3 separate regions of the Homo sapiens genome follow, and regions 1 and 3 are each linked to region 2. A link is a loop called in an ENCODE intact Hi-C map of the cell type or tissue named here. Cell type or tissue: PC-9. All regions are shown on one strand. Region 1 overlaps ABLIM3 (actin binding LIM protein family member 3). Region 2 has its middle 13 kb from the start of ABLIM3. Region 3 overlaps ABLIM3 (actin binding LIM protein family member 3).

Region 1 (8,000 bases), 82 kb before region 2:
CCTGCAGTGTGCCAGACGATGTGCTTGGGCGACTGTTGTTCCTGCATGGCCATCATTCTTTCCTCCTTCTTCCAGAAACAGTCCCAAGCCTTTCCTTGGTGGGGCTACCTCTTCTCCATATCAGTCCACAGGGTTAAGTAGTGCTGACCCCACCAATGAGCATATTCCAACTTTGTGGGCACAATTAGTGGCCCAGGGATGGGCCTGAGATTGTCCAATGAGAGTCAGTCCCAGAATGCTTGCTGAGCTATTAGAAAAGAGAAGTTCTTTTTTCCACCGGGCGTGCCGGCTGATAGAATCTAAGCCTGGGGCAACTGGTGTCCAACTTTCCCATCACCAAGAACGCCCTCCTGAGAATAAACTTAACTTGGAAGAAAGTAAGCCAAGATGGCTGGGGATTCTAAATGATTTCGCTTAAGCACTGGATCCAGCTCCTGGGCTTTTTGTTATAGGAGCTGAGAAACTTCCTCTCTGTTGCAGCCCAAAAAGTCTTGACTAACGTGTTCATTAGGAATTAAATGACAGTAGTATTGTCTGTTGATAGATACAGACTAAGAGGACATATCTTGCTTAAGGCTTCAGGGCTAGAAGTGGTAAAATCTGAATCCAAGTCTGTTTTACTGCAGCCATGTCTATTTCCTGACATCATGCTACCTCAAAGACCCCCAAGTGGCTGAGAGCTGTGGGTATCGGTAGATACAGCAGCCTGGAGTCCTAGATTTTAGCTCTGTCTCTACCAGAAATGCTGCTTGTGACCTTGGAAAAACACTGCATGTCTTGGTCTCACTTTTCTCATCTGTAAAATGAAGAGGTTGAACTAGTTGATTGCTAAAAGTCTCTTCCAGCTCTAAGAAAAAAAAAAAATCAATAAGTCGAAGATGCTAATGGAGCCTTGTAGAAATGGGATCAATCGAAACTCAGTCACAACAGCTGCCTGGGAGGAACAGTCTACCGCAATGCTAAACAACGGTAACTCTCGGGGAAACGGCAGCTGCCACCAACAGGATTTCAAAGCAGCTTGGAAATGCTGAACAAATTTCCATCTGTGGCCCTGTCTGTAATCTAAGTTCTTTCTTTCTGGAAAGAAAAGTTTCCTTTTGTAATATCTCCCACCGCATTGACCCTTCAACCTACTACACTCTGGATGCCTCTTCCCCACAGTTCTGCAAAGCCAACAAACGACTCTTCTGAAGGTGACCTTTCCCACATCCAACAGCTTTTCCGCAGCCCACGCAGTCCTTCACTGCTCTACAGAGTTTGACCAACACTCTGACCTCACCATGTTTTCTGAAGCTCTGTCCTTTCACTGAATGCCCGATTCTCTTCCCATATCTTCCTCTGCTACCTCCTCAGTCTCTTTCTGAGTCGCTTTCACTGTGAGCAGCTGCTCGCCAAGGTTGGTGTCAGCCTCCTTCCTTGCTCTCTTTCCTCTGTCTTGGAAATCCTGAGGACTCTGGTGGTGCTATTATTCAAAGCCTCACGTTTTTAAGATTGGCTCCTCCAGGCCTGAGCTTTGTTCCTGAGCTCTGATCCATATTTCTTTTCTTTTCTCATTTTTCTTGCCTCGGACAGGATCTTGCTCTGTTGTCCAGGCGGGAGTGTAGTGGTGCAATCTCAACTTATTGCAACCTCCACCTCTCAGGCTCAAGTGATCCTCCGGAATGGCTAGGACTACAAGCGTGCACCACCATGCCTGGCTAGTTTTGTTTATTTTTTATAGAGATGAAGTCTCACTGTGTTGCCTAGGCTGATCTTGAACTCCTGGACTCAAGTGATCACCCTGTGTTGGCATCCCAAAGTGCTGGGATTACAGGTGTGAGCCACCACTCCCAGCCTCTGATCCGTATTTCTGACTGCCTTCTGGAAACACTCCTGGGATTTCAATCACAACTCATCCTAAATGGTACTCGCCATGTTTCTGCCAGATCAGCTTTTTCCCCTGTCATCCCCAGTTCTGCCAATGACACCAGGCTTCCTATCCCTCAGAAATAGATAATTCTTTGGTGCAACTTTTAGCTGCTTCTCCTTCAATCCCCATGTCCACAAGCTGCCCCTCAGTTGCAGAGTGATTGGAATTCTACTTCCATAGGGCTGGGCACAAGGGTGGCTTCCCTCTCCATTGCTACTGTACCTCTTGAGTCCTTCCTGCCTGGGTCACGCAGGGGCCTCCTCACTCATCCCTTCCAGCTTCCTTCCTTCAAATGTAGCCTGTGTACATTATCACGTCATCCTCCCAGAAGCCCAGCTCTAACCAGGACGTTCCTTCCCAGTCTCTCCACAATGCTCCCTTGCCCAGTGAGTCACATGCAAACTCCACCCTGGTATCCCAGGCCCTCAGAAACCCACCCCCAACAACCCTTCCTGGACTCATGCCTTGTCCTCTGCATCGCACTCCTTACAGCTCTCGAGATGCTTAAATGTTTCCCAGCTCTGCTCATTTGTTTATATCTCATTGTCTCTGACTCTCTCTGAAAATTCTCCACACAGTAACCACAGAAATCTTTTTAAAAACATGATCTTATCATGTTAGTCCTTGGCTTAAAACTCTCCAATGGCTTTCCATTGCACTGAGTATAAAACCCAAACTTCTAAACATGGTCTACAAAGTCCTACATGGTATGCCATATATGATATACTCTTATATTTCATCCTCCCCTACCCTCAATTTATAGAATTCAGCCACATTGGCAGACTGGGTCAGCTATTGTGAGCAGAATCATTAATTCAGCCAAATCTGGCCACTTGGTTGTGGTTACCATGAGTGCTTGTGTTGAGAAAAATTCTGCAGCCACAATTCTGTGTGGGTTCTCTGTTCTTTGAATGGGTCAAGCTCATTCTTCCTCTATCTTTTCCCACCTCAGGGCCCTTCAGGGATAGTTCTTTCATCCTCAGGGCTCTGCTTCAATGCATGTCCTCAGAGAGTTCCTTCCTGGTTGCTACATCCCCTCCTGCTGAGTCTACATGTGGCTGCAGACTTGTTCTCAACAAAGCACTCATGGTAACCACAACCAACTGGCCAGATTTGGCAGAATTAATGATTCTGCTGACAATACCTGATCCAATCTGATCCTCTAGCTATTGTCATATGGAAAAACTGAGGCCTAGAAAAGCAAAGATACTTACTCAAAATCTGAGCAGGAGTAGAGTCAATACTAGAACTCAATTATTCCTGTTAGGCTATTATTTTTCCTTTCCACTGAGCCCTTCCCTGTTTCTAATTCATCAAGGTGGGTGGTCCCAAAGTATAGGAAGATAGCTTCCAGGCCCACAGGGTATAGGAAGAAAGGCCGGAAAGACCAGTGCACAGGGGCTCAGCAAGGCCTCAGCAAGGGTTTTGCAGGTTGTCTGTCACTGCAGAAGGAGTCATACATCAAAGGCTGGGGAGAGGCGTTGCCATGGTGATGGACCCACCAAAGAAGGGCTTAGGGAGCAAGCTGCTAGACAAGCTGGCTCTTAAATCAGCACATTACCAAATACTAAAACAAACAAACAAACAAAATAAATAATTAAATAAATAAATAAATAAATAAATAAAAAAGACTTCCTTTCTCCGGCAGGGCTGGGAGGAAAATCCTAATGTCACTCTTTAGAAATCTGTCTGGGTCCGAATCAAAGATACAACTGATTTTCCCAGCACAGCATTTTTTGAACCAGGAAGAATTTTGTCTACCTTCTCATTTTGGGGTTTCCCAGAGATCTCAGCAAGGTTATCTGCTCAAGGTCATGTAGCAAGCAAAGGTGGAGGAGGTAAAGGCTATGGAAAAAAAGGTATGGGATGACTTTCTCCTTCTTCTGTGATGACTTTTTGGAGGCACAGATCACCCTGCCACATCTTCACGGTTACTTATACCCACTCACCTCCAAGACTCTGCCACTGATGTATCGGTCACAAGTCTCACATTTAATGCCAAACTGGGCATGGTAGTCGGACTCACAGTATGGAACACCATCCCTGCAAGAAGAAGTTCACATAGGATGAGGAAGTTAGGGAGGATCAGTGAGGGTGCACATGGCATTTAGATTCTGGACCTGCAGCCTATGTTGACTGAGCCAAAGTTCGATACTTCTCCTTTAATAAACAATTTCATCTGTATGAAAGAATCATCTGACTGTGCTCCCAGATCAGTAGATGACAGGAAGCCTCCTGGGACCACCTCCTGTGTGCTCCATTTTTTACCCAATGTTTATCACTTGGCGGACAGTGATAAGATTGTTATCCCTTATTCTTATACCACCCCCTATGACTAATAGCCACTAACATTTGTTGCTGGTGTGCGCCGGGCTCTTTGATGGTGTTTGATGGCAACCCTATGAGTCAGAATTATTAGTATCCCCATTGTGTAGGTGAGAAAACCTAAGCATAGCACACTTTAGTAACTTGTCCCAGGCCACCCAGGATGACCTAGAGCTGGAATTCAAACCCAGGTTGTCTGGTTTCTCACCCAGGTTGTCATGAGGATTAAAGGAGATGGGTCCAGTGTACCCTAGGGCTCAGGACAGTGCCTAGCCATACTGAGTACTCAGCAAATGGCAGCTGGAGGAATGGCCATGATTGCTGAGAGGAGTCTTTGAGGAGGACATTTGGTTCTCAGTTCTCTAGGACTGAGGTAGAGATAGTTGGGGGCATCGGAGAGCTTAGCTTTGCTTCGGGCTCTGCCTCGCTCTAATGACCAAGTCTGAACTCTGAGGAGAAACATTTCTTTCACTTTTGGGTGTAAGAGAACTTGGCTCAGACACTGAGAGACCTAAAGGAGAGGCACATCACTTTTCCATCTCGAAGCTGTTGCCCTGATGAGGTTGCTGGGGGCCCACCCTGGGCAGCATTTTCCTGGAGAAGCAGCAGTGAGGACCAAGGTCTGAAGATGTCCGACCAAGGTCTGGAGGTGTGACTGTGCCCACAAGGCAAGGACTTGTTTGTGAGCCCCTGAGACACACCTCCCCCAACCCTTTCAACTCCTCCCTCCTCCCCCGCTCAATCAGGTTCTCACTCTGTGGGTGCGGGAGGGTAGCTCTGCAGGGAGAAAAAGTCATTTGTCAGAAGGTGGATGTGATGAGCCAACAAGATTTGAGTATAAATGCCAACACAATCTCTTTTGGATCCATCCTTCTCTTGGGGAATTAGCGGTACACAATTCTAAAAGAGGATGGTAAAATGAGTATTTACTGGGCAGTTATTGGGTGCTAAGCACAGATCTCTGAGCCCTTACACAACCCTACAGGTAGATCATCTTCTCTCCATTTTTATAAATGAGGAAACTGAGACTCTGAGCAGTGGAGTCCCTTGCCAAGGTCACATAGGCTGCGCTTCTATCCTGGGCATCTGATGCCTGAGCCAGTGCCTCTGAGCCCCTGCCACTCTGCCAGCAGCCAGGTAAGGGGCCCAGAGCTATGCTGCAGAGGTACCAGGTGTGGTGGGCAATCTGGGCTGGGCCTCCTTGAGAGGAGCTCTGAACAATCCCTTAAGTCCCTAGAGAACTCTGATTTAGGCTTCCAGACTCAAGCACTCCTGGCTGGCAATGTACTAAGGGCACTCCTTGCTTGGTGGGCATAGAGGGGAATGCCAAACTCCTGCTAGCATGGCATCGAGAGCTCTCGGTGATGTGACCTCAGCTCACCTATGCAGCCCAGGATCTGGCTTCACCTGGGCACATGTTTGAGCTCCTATACAGGATGGAGATGTCCAACACTCCCCTACTGCCCTGGCCTTGCCCAGGCTGGCCATTCTGCCTAGAAGCTCTTCTTCTTTGCATTTTTGAATCTTACCCCCACCTTCCATGGAACTCTCAGAGATTCAAGATTCTACTTCATGCTAGTTAGCAGTCATCCTTTTTTTCTCTGAATATTCACAGCCCTTTATTTGTTATCTTGGACACAGGCAGGTGTTGTTTGGCCAGCATCCATTTCCCCTTCTGCTGATAATAGTACCTCGCCTGGATTTCCCTTTGGAAGCCACCCCTTCCCAGTTGAGGTCCCTGTGGGTCACAAGAGGCTGCTCTCTGGCTCTAGGGTTCAGATCCTCTGGGCCAGTGATTGGTCAGGAATGGGCATGTGGCCTAACAGTGGCCAAATCAGAGGCAGACCTGGGACTTTTGCTGGAGTTCCTGGGAAAGAGGCCTCTTTTTCTGCTAGGCTTGGTATGGAAGCCTGGAGTGTTGGCAATCTTCTTTGCTAGCACTTGGGGAGGGCCAGATTGAGAACTAATCCACCATGAAGACAGCAGAGAAAGACAGGGACAGAGACAGAGAGAGACAGAGAGAGAGAAAGAGAGACAGAGAGAGAGAAAGAGAAATTGAGAGAGAGAGAGAGAGAGAGAGAGAGAGAGAGAGACAAAAAGATAGATAGAGAAAGACAGAGACTTCTGAAGTACTAATGACATCCTTAAGCCCCTGGATTCCTCCATGTCTGAAGCCAGTGTGCCTCTGGCCTTCCCATTTCTGTGAGTTAATAAACTCCTATTTTTGCTTTTAATTGAGTTGGAGGTGGGTTTTCTGTCACTTAGGATCAAAAAGGTCTTAAAGAATAAAGCTTGTCTGGGCTCCTGATCACACATTTCCTGGTGTCATAATTCTTCATGAACGCAGCATATCTGTTTCCCGTATTAGACTGCAGGGTCTTGACAGCAGAAGCATGTGTGCTGCAGCTCTGTGTGCTTGCCACTGCCTGGCATCAGGCCAGAGAGTGGCACCTAGAAGGGTCTGGGGTCATATGATGTCAAAGCTGTGACAAAGGATCTGTGCTGATAATTACTTTTAGGTACTTGAGTATATAAATGTGGTCACTGGGGCCCAGCAACAAGAGGACACTTGTCTAATACTGCAGTGTGTGGGTCACTGGAGGTTGGCCCCTCTGGATAACTATGCACCCATCACCTCCTCTCATATCCATTAAATTCATTCAGCAACTATATTATTGACTGTGGGTCAGGTGTTGCTCTCAGGGCAGGGGATATAGCAGTGATTAAAACAAAGCCCCTCTCCTGGTGGGTACAGAGATTAAACACTATTACTGGAGCAAGTTATTTACTCTCTCAAGTCTGAGTATTCAGTGGGGATAAATTCCTCAAAGGGGCAGTTATGAGGATTTAAAGTGATACTTCATACAAAGTAGTGAGTTCCTTCTACATAATTAAAGCTCAATAAATGGTAGATAGTATTATTAGCATTATTACAAAGTTACCAGGGATAAATATGTAATTACCAATGGTGGTAGCCTGTGTGAAGGAAACAACAAGGTACTCTGAGGGCCCAAAACGGGGCAGTAAATGAGAGACGGCCGGAGGGGAAGGCATGGGGACCGAGACCAGAAGGGAGAGAAGGGGCAGCAGGCGTGCAAGGAACAGGGAGGGTGTCTCAGGCAGAGGGAAACCCCCCCGGGAGGGTCCAACGGGGGAAAGAGGCTGCTGGGAAAGATGCTGTTTGGCCAGAATGCAGCAGCAGACGGAAAGGAAGGGAGATGATGCTGGAGATGTAGGCATGGGCTCAATGGGGCAGGCCTCACAGAATGCAGAGGCCCAGGCAGCTGGGGCAGGAGCAGGGGGACCCACTTGCTGATATACTCCCCGGTGAGGATGACGCTGCAGGTCTGGCACTTGAAGCAGCTGACGTGCCACTGCTTGTCCAGAGCCAGGAGTGACTGGCCGTGCTTGATCTCCTCCTTGCACCCGGCACAGTCTGCAAGACAAGAGGACACTGCTGAGCAAAGCACCCTGGGCCCTTTAACCCCCGCTATCTCAGGCCCACGTCAAGGAAACCCCTCCCTGAATGCCAGTGTTCCCATAGTTGCTCCCACCTGACACTGGAAGCTTCCCAGAGGCTCTCCCAGGGGAGAGAAAAAGCCACTGGAGTCCTGGCCTCTTGACAAGGGGTCTTGGTGTAGGAGAGAAAGAAAGACCTCCCTGCTTGTCATCAAGACCACATTGTTCACTGAAAGTGGACCCTGCACTGCTTCCAGCCCTCCTCAAATTGCTAACTAAGCTCTGCTGCTGTCCGTGACCTTGCCAT
Region 2 (8,000 bases):
GTAAGTCAGGCACCATTTGTTTCATTGATATATACACAAGTGCTTATTAGGTGCCAGGAGAATGTATATACTTTGCTGCCCCAGAGATGGTCCCTGCTCTTGTTGGGCTTGTAGTCATTTGATGCTTGAGGAAATAAAATCTGAGAGACCTAGAGAAACATGTCCAATTCCATCCAGCTTGTCAGTCGGAGAACTGGCACTCAAACCCAGTCACTGGGCCCCTTGACCACTAAACTTTCCTGCCCAATGGAAAGCAAGACCTCAGTGGCTTCTGTTTTGAATGGCTGTCTATAATATTTTTCTTACCTAGATTTGTTGAAGTATCTTTAAAAAGCATTCAGTAAGTTGCCAAAGATATTGATGATTATGGGTGACTACAAGACAGTAGGATTGCTCAGCAATGGCATCATTGACCTTGTGAGCAGGATACATCATTGTTATGGGTTTTGTCCTGTGCATTGCGGGATGTTTAGCAGCATCTCTGGCCTCTACCCACTAGAAGCTAGTAGTCAGTTGTGACAACCAGAATGTCTCCAGATATTGCCAAATGTCCCCAGGCAGGCAAAAATCTTTCCTGGTTGAAAACTGCTGGAAGACAGTGAAGAAAATTAAAACAAAACAAAACACAAAATCCCCTCCTCGGCTGGGTGCAGTGGCTCACGCCTGTAATCCCAGCACTTTGGGAGGCCGAGGCGGGCAGATCACGAGGTCAGGAGATTGAGACCATCCTAGCTAACACGGTGAAACCCTGTCTCTACTAAGTAAAGTACAAAAAGTTAGCCGGGCGTGGTGGCGGGCGCTTGTAGTCCCAGCTACTCAGGAGGCTGAGGCAGGAGAATGGCGTGAGGCAGGAGAATGGCGTGAACCCAGGAGGCGGAGCTTGCAGTGAGCCGAGATCATTCCACTGCACTCCAGCCTGGGCAACAGTGCAAGATTCTGTCTCAAACAAACAAACAAACAAAAAAAATACCCTCTTCATGCTCTAAGGCAATGATAGTGTTGCATATGTGAGACACACATCATATGTGATGTGTGATATATGATGAGTGGGAACTCAAAATCTCATTTAATTAAGACAATTCTTGGAATGACTTAGAAATCTGGAGCTATGGAGCGATCACTCTTCAGGTATGAGATTAAACAACAGGTATGGTTTAGGGGCCATAGATGAACAATATGTGTCTTTAAACTCTAGAATTACCCCCCATGGGGAGAGATACTCACTTAATAAAAGGCAAGAAATGGAAAGGTCAGTATTCCACTGTTCTCATCTCATGCCTGCATCCAGGGAGAGAAATAGCAGAGGCTAGATGGTGACATAGGCTCTGGACTTAGAACTCAAAGTATGGCCCATGGACCAGCTGCCATTATGTCACATGGGAGCTCGCTAAAAAATGCAGAAACTCAGGCCCTGCCCCAGTCCTGCAGAATCAGAATCTGCATTTTAATAAGATTCTCAGGCAGCTTGTTTGTACTTTGAGGTTTGAAATGTAGTAGCCTACGGTGTTAACATGCACTTCAAGAATTGAGAACTAGCCTGTGGTATTTAAACGGTTCCCTCACTTTTGCTGACTGTGCATGTAAGTGTGTGGATGACAAGTTTGCTTCACTTGTTTGCATAACCTCTATAAGAATGTGGTTCTGTGTAGGTTGGAAGCATCCTGGACTTTCTTATTAGGCAGGGTTGCCGAAGGTGGAAGTGAGGTATGGGAGTAAAGGTTGTGCTGTGGTGTGTGTGTGTGTGTGTGTGTGTGTGTGTGTGTGTGTGTTATCTCGTAAGTTTTAAAATATGAAGCTACTATGTGTAATTCTTCCTCTGTTCATTCCCCTCCTGGAATGTGTGAGAAACCCTATCACTGCCAATTATTATAAATAAGGCTTTAGAGATGTCACTTGACTGCTCTCAGACAACACATTCCTCCCGTACACGAAGGTGGACCAACACCTACTTTGCAGACATGGTGTAAGGATGCAATGAATCCATGACTTCGGACAGGGACTTTCTGTACGATTACAGGTTATTTGTTATCATCATAGACGTGAGGAATCAAAAAGGTTACTGCAGATTATGTTCTCTGTAGTCCAAATGCCCTGCAGATGCTACCCTCTGCTGGCTTGGCAGTGAAAGTTTAAAGAAGCTTCAGAGGATTAAGAAAGGAAACTCCGGCATTGAGGACCCCTAAATTCTATGCCTTATCCCTCATCCTTGTGAAAGGGAGCTTTGAGGTAGTGTTTGCCAATATTTCAGCTAATCAGAATCACCTAGGACATATGAATAAAATTTCCAGTGATCCTACCTTCAGGGATTCTGATTCACTGGTTGAGCAAGGTCTGAGAATCTGTGTTGTGTTAATGTGTCCCAGTGATTTGCAAATGCACTCGGTTTCACTGGCCCATGTGTGTTTTCAAAGTGTGGTCCTATGATCATTTCCTGACTTGCTGGCTGATGTGGATGTGGCCTAAAATAGGATAGGGAGTGAAACAAGTAAGGGACCAGTACCTTCCAGTTGTGTATTAAACACCACATACCTGGACTTCTGGATGCAGATCTGGGGATACCACTTGGCTAAGTGGGACTTAGCCAAGGTCTTCAGAGGAGCAAGACCAAAATAGTACAGGGACTCAAAGCTACATCATATAAGAAATCGGGAAGCAATCGAATGGGGAAATGTTTTATTTGCTCAAAGCATTGAAATTTATCAATAAAAACACACAGGAAAAAGAACGAGAGAGACACTATTTTTTAATTATTAAAATAGATTATTAGGCTGGGCGTGGTGGCTCATGCCTGTAATCCCAGCACTTTGGGAGGTTGAGGCTGGTGGATCACCTGAGGTCAGGAATTCTAGACCAGCCTGACTAATATGATGAAACCCCCTCTCTACTAAAAATACAAAAATTAGCCGGGTGTGGTGGCGTGCACCGGTAGTCCCAGCTACTTGGGAGGCTGAGACAGGAGAGTTGCTTCCTTGAACCTGGTAGGTGGAGGTTGGAGTGAGCCGAGATCACGTCACTGCGCGCCAGCCTGGGTGACAGAATGAGACTCCATCTCAAAAAAAAAAAAAGAAAAAAAAGAAAAAATAGATTATTAGACAATGAAGCCAAATATCATAAAGTTAAAATTAATTGAGTATGTAACTTCATTTTTTGTTCCTAAGTAAACAGCCTTTTAAAATGTAAGTCTATGAAAATGCCAGCCAGTTGAGAAGCAAGAGGCAAAAAATGTAGCCAGGCTGCTCTTGGTCTGAGGCAACTGAAAGGAATCCTTCTGATTATCTCTGAGGACAGGCAGATCTGGTTTTGCTTGGAGGTATTTCTGTGTACACTTCTTGGCTGGAACTGAGATTTTATCTCTGTTGTGGGTGGTAGGCACATTCTGCTTTCCTGGGCACCTTTTTCTATTCCTCACCTTGCAATGTCCAGATGCACGGATGGCACCTGAAACCAGCAGAATGGGATACAGTCATGCTCACACACCAATATTAATAACAAAACCCAAACACTTGTAAATGCCTCTTTTAATCCTCACAGCTATTCTGTGAGGTAGGCCTTTTAATTCCACATTTAATAGTGATATTTTTCTACATAGGAGTAAATATGCCTAAGGTAATATATCTTGAAACTTACAGAACCAGAATTTGAATGGAGAGCTCTGACTCCAAATCTAATAATCTAGTTTATTATTAAGAGGAAAGAGCACACTGAATTAAGGGCAATATTTTTGCTATCCTATCGGCCAATAGTTTATTTTATCAATTTTCCTGTGCAAACCAGAAGACAAGTCCAAGGACAGGGTGGGGGTCAGGTTGGAAGGTATGTGCCTCTGTCTGTGATCTGCCCTTGGGTAGTCTGTGTGGGCAGCAGAGTGCACCTTCAAGAAGTAAGAATCAGGAGGGGGCTCTGTAAACGGTTGACTCTCTACAGAGAACATGGGTTGGGAAGAGACGTGTGATCAGGGAGAAGATAGTGCAGAGACCATTTCTGCAGGTAATGACATTCATGGAGGATGATTCAGATAGCACCCTGTAGGGGCTGTAACCTGCCGGCAGCGCTCTATGGGGGTCACTAGGAGGCAATGGGAGATGTGGAATCTTCAGTTATTGGAATATACTTGTTGCAGAAGATATAATATCACTTGATTTCCTTCCTCTACTTTCCAAGACACTGTGGACATTTTACTTGGGGTGGGGAACTGGTGATACAGCAGCCTAGAATGAGAGGCCCCAGCCTCCCTTCCATGAGCACCTCCGATACTTTGCACTTAGCCATGCATTTCTCCTTCCCCTTCTCTGCTTCCACCTTATTCTTTTGTTTATTCACATATTTACACGTTTGTAACGACACATTCAGGAATAAATTATTGTTGTGAAAACTTTGGATAACACAGGGTACTTTAAAAAAAAGAACGTCTCTTTTCCCCTTACCGCATCTCATCGTCCTCCCTCATCCAGCCAGTAGAGGGCAGGGATGTTGCTTGCTCTGCGCCCTGCTGGGTTCCCCTCAGGCTTCCATGGAGAGGCACTCAGCGCACATTTGCTGGGGGAATAAATGCATTGAAATCACCAGGCTGAGGTGATTCCTTTTCTATACACACACAGACACATACATGTAACTGGGATGTTTTATTTTCATAAAAAGCGTCATAATGTATGCATTGCATTGCCAGTTTCTTTTGCTTCTCTGTCTTCTCCTTCCCCTTTTTCTTCTTTGTGTAATATGTCTTCAGGCTGTTTCTTTGACTCTATGAATACCTACTTCATAGAGGTAGGTCTTTTTAACTGCTGGATAATCACTCCTGTGTTGATGAGCATTTGCGTTCCTTCCACTCCTCACTATTTCTTGTGATGCTGCTGTTGGCTTCCTTGCACAGGCCTCTTGCTACACAGGTGTGAATATTTCTCCAGGAAAGACACCTGAGCAGGACTCACTGGATGGCAGGGCTCCTCTTTCCTATCTCATTTACTGGGTCAGATGCCTAAAATCTAAATTTTCCTGAAAGATAAGCTGAACTGAGGAGAAATTCCTTTCCCTGGGAGTGGTAGGGAGTGTCAGTCCTGGGCTTGTATCATGAACTTGGCACACATAGAGACACACGCACACACATACACACACACATACATACACACACACCCCCACGATCCTATCCCAGCCTGCTTGCTAGGAAACCTAGTTTTCAAACATTAACCTGTTTTGTGGAAGCACACTGATCATGAAAGTCCTGAGATTTGGGGAGTTCTATTGTAGAATTTGTCACAGACATTCCAAGAAAATGTAAAACAAGTAACAAAGCCTCCATGGTCTTTAGTTTCCTCATCTCTAAAATGGGTTTGGAGCAGACGAGGAGTAGAAGAGTAGACACATTACTGTTCAAGGACACTTTCAATGCTACCCTTCCAGGGTAAGGCTTCGGTTGCCTGCCCTTGACCTTAGGTTTGCTGTGGAAGCCAAGAAAAGGGGAGCTGGTGCTTTGGAAAGAGCAGTTGGCTTTTCCGGGTGAGTCAGACCCAGCAGCTTGGTGACCTCTGCCCGGGTCAGCAGTCCCACCTCCTCTTCTGGAGCTGCTGCTGCTGGTTCCTTGGCTGACTCTTGGAGAGAGCACGTTTCACATCCTACACAGAAGAAAGTCTGGAGAACATCTCCCCCATGGCTTACTAATCTGCATTTCTGACGGCCGCCAGGCTACTCTCCCACAGATGCCTGGTTTGGTGTTTCTGACAAAGCAGCAGAGCAGAGTGATGAGGACAAAGGCCCTGGGGTCACACTGCCTGGGTTCCAATCCTGCCACTGACAGAGCCAGAGCAAACCACTCAGACTCTTAGTTTCCTTATCTTTAAACTGGGGATCATGTTAGTATAGCTCTTATGGGGCATTGTAAGGATTAAATAAGTTTTTACTCATGGAGTGCATAATTTGTGTCCAATAAATGCTTTTATTATTAATGTTCAGAAAGGGGCATAGCCCCTAGACCAAGTAAGTGGTCAGTAAATGCATGCGGAATAAATGACAAATGCTTGAATGAACTGGAAGACAGGCCCATGTTCTGGTTCTATTTCCATGTCTGACTTCTGACACCAAGCTTACAGCTCCTCCCAACTCTACTGACCTCCCTGAAACATTCCTCCAATTTCCTATTCTAGCACTTTTACTAGTGGTTTCTCTTCCATTTGGAATATTCTCCTCAGTTGTTTCTGCTGTCAAAAACTCCACCCTTTAAAATGCAAATTACATGTCACCTCCTCCATGAAGCTTTCTTTGTTTTTCCCATTTGGAAGTGACATATTCCTTCTCATATTTCCAATATATTTCTCTGTTAATGATACCCACATTTATATTTTAAATCCCTATCATTCTTATGAATTCCAAGTTAGTGCATCTAACTGTCTATTTGGTATCTTCAGTATCAAGTACTGAATAGACCCAAACTTAATATGTCCACACCCCACCAACCCACTGCACTAAGTCATCTCCATCTGCAGGCTTTCCCATCTCAGTTAAAGACAACTCCATCTTTCCAGGTATTCAGGCCAAAACATTTGGAATTTGCCTTGATGTTTCTGTATCTCTCACAACCTTCTATCTAATCCATCCAGAAATCCTGCTGATCTACCTGGATGTAGCCAGAATCAGAATACTTCTCATGACCACTGCTACCATTGTGGGCCAAGTCAGGGCCAATAGACTCCACTCCTGCTCTTCCCTCACCCACAGTCGCTTTCCCTGGAGTGGCCAGAGTGTTCTTTGTAAAATATAAGTCGAGTCCTATCAATCTCTGCTCAAGATCCTGCTGTGGAGCACATTTCACTTAGAGTAAAAGCTGGGCTCTGAACGCAGCCAAACAGGTTTTACAAACCACATACCTCTCTCTCTGACTCGTTTCCCACTACTCTTCCTGTCCCGGACGTTCTCCGTTTGTCCCTCCAGATCCATGTTCCAGCTTTCCTCACAGTGCTCACATTCCTAGGAGACTGGCCACAGAAATCTTCAAACATTCCCTGCTGCCTTTTGCTTGCAGTTAGATCACCCGACGGCAGGCACTGGTATGGGATGGGGAGATGGTTGCTGAGAAAGGTCGGGATATTTGCTTCTCTAGTCCCTTCCCTGGCAAGCCGTGGCTGTGTTCCTTTACCGGTAGAGATGCATCCCTGTCCGCAGCCCTCTCTGTCAGCCAGCTCTCTCCAGGTTCCAGTAATCTTGCTCTCTCCTGGCCCCTTCTGGCCTACTTGTGCTGAAGGCATTTAGCTATTGCCAACTCGCAGGTGCCTGACCTTGCTGATTTACCTTAACTTTGCCCAGAGCTTTGCAAATAGTCTCTCTCTCTCTTGCTCTTTGATTACTCCTTTTTTTTTTTTTTTTGAGATGGAGTCTCACTCTCTTGCCCAGGTTCGAGTGCAGTGGCACGATCTCCGGTCACTGCAACCTCTGCCCCCTAGGTTCAAGTGATTCTCCTGCCTCAGCCTCCCAAGTAGCTGGTATTACAGGTGTGCACCATCCTGCCCGGCTAATTTTTGTATTTGTAGTAGAGACGGGGTTTCACCATGTTGGCCAGGCTGGTCTTGAACTCCTGACCTTAAGTGATCCGCCCGCCTCGGCCTTCCAAAGTGCTGGGATTACAGGCATGATGATTACTCTTTTTTAAAAGGTACCCTCTGTTTCCTGTATAACTTGGATCAATCCACTCACCCCAGCTCACTCTGTTCAATCAGCACTCTCTACCCTGGCCTTCCTCCAACATGCTGGGCATACTCCCGCCTCTGTGTCTTTGCACTGCTCTCCTATTTCCCTAGCATGCTTTTCTCCTGAGGTCCGTGGTGGTCTTTTTCTCTCATGTTCTTAAGCCTTTGCCCAGTTGTCCCTTCTCAGTGATCACATATCTCTTTGAACTAATAAAAATGTAGCTCTTTAAGGAATCTCCAGTCTGTTATCCATAGTGGTTTTACTAGCTTACATTCCCACCAGCAGTGTAGAAGTGTTCCCTTTTCATCGCATCCATGCCAACATGT
Region 3 (8,000 bases), 64 kb before region 2:
TAGTTTAGAAAAATTTAGAAAAATATCTCAAACATATACAAAAATGGGAGAAGATTGTAATAATTCTCCATCACTCAGCTGCAAAAATGATCAATTGCATCGATGGCTTTTGAACAGAGATGCAACAGGATTTTACAAGGCATTTCCTAGTCTTTTGGAATATTCTTTTGGATAATAGGGAGAAATAAATGTAGGACAAAACAGAAAAACAAGTAGATTTATAGGTGTTTCAACAATTGAATTATGTGAGATCCACCCCCACTGAAGGACTTAGAAATATGAGATTTACTTGTAAGGAGTTAAGTTGTGAAATCAACACATGATGGGCAGAGCAGAAAGATGCAAAATTTCTTCCAAGGCAATAAATGGCTCACAGGGCCACCAGAACTGTAGAAACCCACTGAATGTACCAATCAGCTAAAGCAAGGATGCACCAGCGAGGAAGGGGCCTGATTAGCAATCAGAGGAAGGCAACTGCGGTGCCCATTCAAATCCTGTCACCAGCTCCCCTGGTTCTGAGGCTGCTGTCTGATGGACTGACTTTCCACCTAGATTGCCTCTGAGAGGCCAGGTGCTGGCCAGGCCACCATGAAACAATCCAACTCAAGGTCACACCTCTCATCCACATTGATGAACAGGTATTCGGGCTTTCTACATCAGTTTTCTGAGGAGTTGGTTAGTACAAGTCAGCTTTCTCAAGGGTGATCAATGATGGGAAAACCAATAAGATAGTTAGCAAGACTGTAAGTCTGAAGAGTCAACCTGGAACTGAGTGAAAACACCCCAGCAAATACTATCTCACCTTTAACAGGGGAAGTTGTTTTGCAAAAGCAGCCAGGTTAAAAATAGGAGAGACTGCCAGGTGAATGCCAGAAATATTTCATAAATGTTTGTTCACCTTTGGGGACTGGAGGCTTAAGGGGTGAGGCTGAGTGAGGAGAAGGCAGCTTCAGAAGTCACTGCATGAGGGGAGGGAACAGCTCAGGACAGTGGGAGACACAGTGGTCTGATAGTCAGACCACCCAACCTCTGGTCTCATCACTGCCACTGAGTCTCTGGACAACAGTGAACTTTACCCTCACTTCTCTGGGGCCTCTGTTCACTTGTACGCAGAATGAAGAGGCTGAGCTTTTCTTTTAGAACTGACATGCTGTAAGTCTATGAGAAGAAAAGCTTCCTTTAGCGCTTACTATACGCCTAAACATTTTAAACTCAGTGTGGAGCATTGCTTGTGGCCCCCGACCCCACCCCTACGAAGAGGCAGGAGTGTGGTGGAGATGGTGGTGGTGGCAGAAGTCTGGGAAGGGTTCATCTTCCATCAGGCATTATGAAAATTCATCACATCAAACAATGTCTGGTCTCACGAGCAGGCAAACCAGAGCACAGGCTGTTCTGGGCCGTGCAGGTGGTGGAACAATTGACTTCATGGCTGCGGAATCAATTAGGTCATGGCCTACAACCTCATTGGAAACAGCTCCGGTTTTTTCCCTTTTTTTTTTCTCTCCTTTGTCTCCTTTGCCAACTCCACCCCCAGAGCCACCTCTCCCAGTGGAGAAATCCAGGCCACCATAGGAAAACTTGGAACAATCAGTCCTCCATTGCCCCCAAGGAGCTGAAGGAGGAAGCTTTTGGTAGAAAGGATGTAAAGGTTGATAAGCCTCTCAGGGGTTCCTGGAAATACAGTGGGGAGCACAGGGATGGAAGGCAAGCTGGACCAGCATGACAGATGGATCTGAGGCTGAGTGAAACGCAATATTGAACGTTAAAACTGCTTTGAGCAAATCCGGAATAAATGCTCAATGTAAATATAAGGCCCAGAAGGAGGACTTGCACACAGCCCCAGAATGCGTCAGTGAACAATGTGATGTTTTGTAGGTTATTGGACCTTTGTCTGTGGTCTTGTTCTAGCACTCAAGTGCTGGGAGATTTTGAAAAAGTTATCCCAGCTCTCTGGAGCTCATTTGTAAGATGAAGGGGCTGGGTGGTTAACTGAGGACACATCTAGAACAGAAAGTGCAAGACTCTGTCATACAGTTTTAGTGATTTTCAACTTTTTGAATGAGACTGGATTTTATGAAATTTCAAAATCCAAGAGTTAGAAGGGCCCCTGAGGGTGATCTAATTCATTATTCAGAACATTTCATTGTGAAATATATTATACATAGAGAAAATGTATAGAATATGTATGTATGGTTTAAAGAAGAATAATAAAATAACTCCCATGTACCCACTACCGAGTTTATGAAACAGAACATCACCAATTCCTTAGAAGCCTGTTCTCCTCTCCTTAAGAGCACCTCTGTCCCATACCGTCCCTAATTATGTGTTTATCATTCCCTTGCTTTACTTTATAGTCTTACCACCTGTGATGTATCCATAAACAATATTTTGTTTAGTTTGGCCACTTTTTGAACTTTATGTTGATGGAGTCATACTGCAATTGTCCCGTGCCTGCTTCATTCCCTGAGTATTGTGTGTTGAGATTCATCCACGTCGATGCACGTAACTGCAGTTCACTCATTTTCACTGCTGTGCTGTATTCCACTGCCTGAATACATCACAGTTGGTCTACTCCACTGCTGAAGGGCATTTGAGCTACTTGCAGTTTTTTGCTTTTATGGAAATGCTGTTCTAAACATTCTTGCATTTGTGAGGTAATGCCTCACTGTTTTCCAAAGAGCTTTTCCTATTTACCTTCCCACCAGCTGTTCCCACTGATATATATCATCAACAGTACTTAGTAATATCTGACATATTTGGTCAACATAGTGGATGTGAAATGATATCATTTATCATTTTGTGATTTTTAAATTTCATTTCCCTAATGGTTAATCAAATTGAGAATTTTTTTCAAATGTTAAAATACTTGCTAATGTTTTTTGCTCATTTTTTACATTTTAGACTTGTAGAAATTCTTAATATATTTTGGAAATCAATCCTTTTTCAGTCATTTATTACAAATATCTTCTGCAATTTGGGGCTTGCTTTTGCTCCCCTTTTCTTGTTTTTGGATGAACCAAAGTTCTCAGTTTTTACGTTGTTGAATTTGTGAATCTTTTCCTTTATGGATTGCCCTTTCTGTGTCATGTTTCAGAAATTATTCTCTACCCTGAAATCCTAAAAAGGTATCTCCTATATTGTCTTCTAAAAATTTTATTGAGCTGCCTTTCATAGTAAAGCAAATCCACCTGGAATTGACTTTAGGGAATGATATACAGTAGGGATCTGATTTTCTCCCACATGCATAATTAATCATCTCAGCATCATTTATTAAGCAGTCTAATCTTTCCCCACTGATCTGCAAAAAGCAAGTTTCCATATGTATGAAAGTTTGTGTTTGGTTCTATATTCAGTTCCATTGGTCTTTTTATCTGTCCTTAATCCAAGATCACATGGTCTTAATAGGTTTTAATAACAAATGATGATATCTGGTAGGACAGGCCCTCTTGCTTTGTTGTTCTTTAGGAATGCTTTGATTATTCCTGGCCTTTTGTCAAGAATATAATTTTAACTGATTTCTTAATTTCTATGGAAAACCTTATGGAATGTATTAGAATTGTTTTGACTATATAGTTCAACCAGAGTAGAACTGTCATCTTTTTGATATTTCTATCTTTCTATCAGAGAATTTAGCATATTAAAAAATTATTTAGGTATTTAATGTCTTTCTTATGATATTCTATAAATTTAACAATTTTATAATTTTTATCTTATACAACTTTATAAAATTTATTTCTAAATTAAACTTTTTTTCTTGTTCAGGTAAATGGCGTCTTGATTGTTAATGGTGAATACAAATGCAATTTTTTTCTATATTTATTCTGTATTTAGTAACCTTAATAAATTCTTATTGACTTTCTTTTTAGTATTATTATTTCAGAATGTATCTCTAAAATATTAGGACTCTTTAAAAAAGCCAACCACAATAATCTAAAAGCACTGAAAATAATGTCTATTAAGGCATTATCAAGTCAGTGTGTTCAAGTTTTCCAATTATCCCATCCTTTTTTTCTTTTCTTTTTTTGTTTTAGTGACCAGTTGTTTGAATAAAAATCTATCAAGGTTCATACATTGCATTTGTCTGATGTACCTCTTAAGTCCCTTAATTGCTAGTTATTTTTCCTTCTTATTTTCTCCTTGCAATGTATTTATTAAAGAGACTGAGTCATTTCTGCAGTTTGGATTTTGCTGATTGTATCCCTATGGTGTTGATTAACTTGTTCTCCTCTCTTTTACATTTTCTATAAATGGTGGTTATATCTACAGACTTGAAATTCAGGTCTGATTATTTTTTTCTTTTTAGGAATAATACTACATTGATGTTCTGCACTTCTATGATTTGGGGGGTGGTGTTGGTGAGTAGAAATGGCTATTGATGATCATTGCTAGATACACTATTTCGTTAAAGCTTTGCAAAATTAAAATATTCTAATTATTTAATTCTTCATTTATTAGGCAGAGTGTTTCTTTCTTTTTTTTTTTTTTCTTTTTTTTTTTTGAGACGGAGTCTCGCTCTGTCACCCAGGCTGGAGTGCAGTGGCCGATCTTGGCTCACTGCAAGCTCTGCCTCTCAGGTTCATGCCATTCTCCTGCCTCAGCCTCCTGAGTAGCTGGGACTACAGGCGCCCCGTAGGTGGAGTGTTTCTGTAGATAGAAACTTTCATTAACCCTTTGCTTACAGTTAAGTACTGTACAGTTTGTACAATAGGTTAAAGTTTTGATTCTTTGCCCATATTATTTGTTTCAAAATAATGATTTCACCAGCATTATCTAAAAGTGACCAATGGGTTCTTTTCCTTTCTCCTTATTATAGACTAATTTTCTTATTGATTTTACTAAATTGTAGATTCTTTTGGGTTTTCTATGCAGACAATTATATAATCTAAAAATAATAGGTTTTTTTTTTCCTTTTCAAACCATATAACTTTTATTTCTATATCTTGCTGGATTGTCTAGGACCCTCCAGGCCAAATGTTGAACAGAAGTCATGACAGTGAGCACCTCTATCTTGTTCCTGATCTTAGAGAATGCCTTCAGCATTTTACTATTAAATGTTTCCTTTATAATTTTTGTATACATAATCTATCAATTATGACAGCTTTCTTCAATTCCTCCTAGTTTTAAAAATAACTAGGTATATGGGAGGCTGAGGCAGGAGAATGTCATGAACCTGGGAGGTGGAGCTTGCAGTGAGCCGAGATCGTGCCACTGCACTCCAGCCTGGGCGACAGAGCAAGACTCCGTCTCAAAAAAATAAAAATAAAAATAACTAGGTATAAGTGGGTGTTAAATTTTATCTAGCACCTTTTCTACTCTATTAAAATAATCAAATATTTTTATCCTTTCTTATCTTTATAGCAAAATACATTAACCAGTTTTCTAATATTAAGCCAATTTCAAATTTCTAGAATAAACTCAACTTGGTCAGTTATGCTATATTTTTCACACTTTTCTAAACTTGGTTTGCTAATATTTTGTCTAAGATTTTAAAATCCATGTTCATGAATGATATGGACATATGATTATTTTTCCTTGTTTGGTATTGTGCTGGCTCAAATGAGTTAGGAAGTGTACCCTTTTCTCTTCTCTGAAAGACTTTCTATAAGACATAGATGATTTGTTTTTGAATGTTTTGTAGAACTTGATTCCAATGCTGATTTTTGTTTCTTTCGTAGAAGAGTTTTAACTACAAATTCACAAATTCAATATCTTGGATGATTATAGGACTACTCAGGTTTCAAAATTTCTTCTTGAGTAGGTTTTAATTTGCACTCAAGAATTGATAAATTTTGTTATCTAAGTTTTAAAATTTATTACTCAAATTGTTTATAATATTTCTTTTTATGTCTTTAATTTTAATAGCAACTACAGCGATGTCCCTATTTTAATTCTTAATATTGTTGATTTGTATATTTTCTCCCATTACTTGAATAATTTTGCCAGAATTTTGTCTATTTTACTTGTATTTTTAAAGAATCAACTTTTGCTAATCCTGTCCACTGTGCGTTTTTTCTTTGATTAATGTCTATTGTATTATTTCCTTCCTTCTATTTTACTTGGATTCATTCTGCTCTTCAAACTTTTTGAGTTGAACACTTAGTTCACGGTTTTTGAACTTAATTCTTTTCTATTATGATAATTTAAGGCTACACATTTTCCTCTGAGTACCACTTTAAACTACATTTTGTAATGCAAGTTTTTGATACATAGCATTTTTGTTATCTTTCGGTTTCAAGAGTTTTCTGATTTTCATTAAGATTTTGCTAACCATGCCATCTTTCATCTCAGTTCTGCCATCTGGGATCATTTTTCTTCTGCTTACAGAACATATTTTATAATTTCATTTAATGAGAGTTTGTTGTTGGTAAATTCAGTTTTAAAAAATTTAAACATGTTTTTACTTTGCTTTGGGTCTTTTATTTTAACAGTTTTTGTTTTGTTTTGAGACAGGGACTCACTCTGTCCACCAGCCTGGAGTGCAGTGGCGTGATAACAACTCACTGCAACCTCCGCCTCCTGGGCTCAAATGATCCTCTCACCTCAGCCTCCCAAGTAGCTGGGACTACAGGCATGCACCACCATGCCCGGCTAATTTTTGTATTTTTTGTAGAGAAGAGGCTTCGCTATGTTGCCCAGGCTGCTCTCAAACTCCTGGGCTCAGGTGATCCACCCGCCTCGGCCTCCCAAAGTGCTGGGATTACAGGTGTGTGCCACTGCACCCAGTTCATTTTAACAGTTTTAATGAGATACAATTCACAAGTCATATAACTCAACAATTTAAAATGTACAATTCAACCATTTTTTAGCATATTCACAAAGTTGTGCAATCATTACCACTATCTAATTCCAGAACGTTTTCATCACCTCCAAAACAAGCCACAAACCCATTACAAATCACTCCTTATCTTCCTCCAACCACCCCCAGCCCTAGATAACCATGAATCTGCTTTCTGTCTTTATATAATATGCCTGTTTTGAGCATTTCATACATATGAAATCCTGCAATGTGTAGCCTTTTGTGACTGTTTTCTTTTACGTGTTTTCAAGGTTTATTCCCATTGGAGCATTTATTAGTATTTCATTCCTTTTTATTGCTAAATAGTATCCCTCTGTGGAGATAGATCACATTTTATTTATCCATTCATTTGTTGATGAAGATTTGAGTTTTTCTACTTTTTGGCTATTACGAATAATGCTGCTATGAACATTCATGTATATATTTCTGTGTGAACATATATTTTTATTTCTCTTGAGTATATACTGAGGAGTGGAATTTGGAATTGCTGGGTCATACGGTAACTCTAATTTCATCTTTTGAGGAACTGCCAGACTATTCTCCCAAGAAGCTGCACCATTTTACATTCCTTTCCACCAGCAATGTATGAGAGTTCTAATGTCTCCACATGCTCATCAACACTAGTTATCTATCTTTTTGATTATAGCCATTCTAGTAGATGTGAAGTGGCATCTCATTGTGGTTTGATTTGCATTTCTTTGATGGCTAATGATGTCGAGCATTTTTTCATGTGCTTATTGGACATTTGTATAACTTCTCTGTATAAATGTCTATTCATATCCTTTGCCCATTTTGAAATTAGGTTATTTGTCTTCTTATTATGCAATTGTAAGAATTCTTTACATAGCTGAGACACAAATATTTTTTCAGATTTATAATTTGCAAATATTTTCTCCTATTCTATGGGTTGTCTTTTCACATTCTTGATGGTGTATTTTGAAGCACAAAAGTTTTAAATTTTGATAATATCTAATTGATATATTTTTTCTTTGTTGCTTGAGCTTTTGGTGTCATATGTAAGAAGGTTTAGCACAACTCAAGATCACAATGATTTATTCTTATATTTTTTCCTAAGAGTTTCTCAATTTTACCTTCTACATTTAGGTCTTCAATCAATTTTTAGTTAATTTTTATGTATGTGTAAAGAAAGAGTGTGAATTCATTTTTTGCATATGAATATTCAGTTTTCCAAACACCTTTTTTT

The links. Peaks named below come from ENCODE experiments on the same cell type or tissue, not always from the same donor. Only the 100,000 strongest peaks of a DNase experiment are listed, where the experiment ranks them.
Region 1: it touches region 2 in a loop (2.8-fold over the local background); 3 of 110 quality-filtered maps call a loop at or near these places.
Region 3: a loop joins it to region 2, with 6 times the contacts of the local background. A loop is called at or near these places in 3 of 110 quality-filtered maps.

What each region holds. Positions count from the first base shown.
Region 1 is chr5:149,206,678-149,214,677 of GRCh38, reverse strand. It overlaps ABLIM3 (actin binding LIM protein family member 3), which reads right to left. Exons shown (of 24, transcript NM_014945.5): 6 at 7,544-7,670; 7 at 3,859-3,952. Among named protein-coding and RNA genes, the nearest start is that of AFAP1L1, 61 kb to the left of the region's middle. In PC-9, no CTCF peak of the experiment used is centred here; a DNase peak (open chromatin) is centred at 4,247.
Region 2 is chr5:149,124,679-149,132,678 of GRCh38, reverse strand. No RefSeq gene overlaps it. Among named protein-coding and RNA genes, the nearest start is that of ABLIM3, 13 kb to the left of the region's middle. In PC-9, CTCF peaks have their summits at 2,096 (motif pointing left), 4,229, 4,433 (motif pointing right) and 7,189 (motif pointing left); DNase peaks (open chromatin) are centred at 1,648, 3,298, 5,538, 6,858 and 2 weaker places; H3K4me3 peaks cover 4,321 bases; H3K27ac peaks cover 7,684 bases.
Region 3 is chr5:149,189,123-149,197,122 of GRCh38, reverse strand. The region is part of intron 3 of ABLIM3 (actin binding LIM protein family member 3); the gene reads right to left. Among named protein-coding and RNA genes, the nearest start is that of ABLIM3, 52 kb to the right of the region's middle. In PC-9, no CTCF peak of the experiment used is centred here; no DNase peak of the experiment used is centred here; H3K27ac peaks cover 583 bases.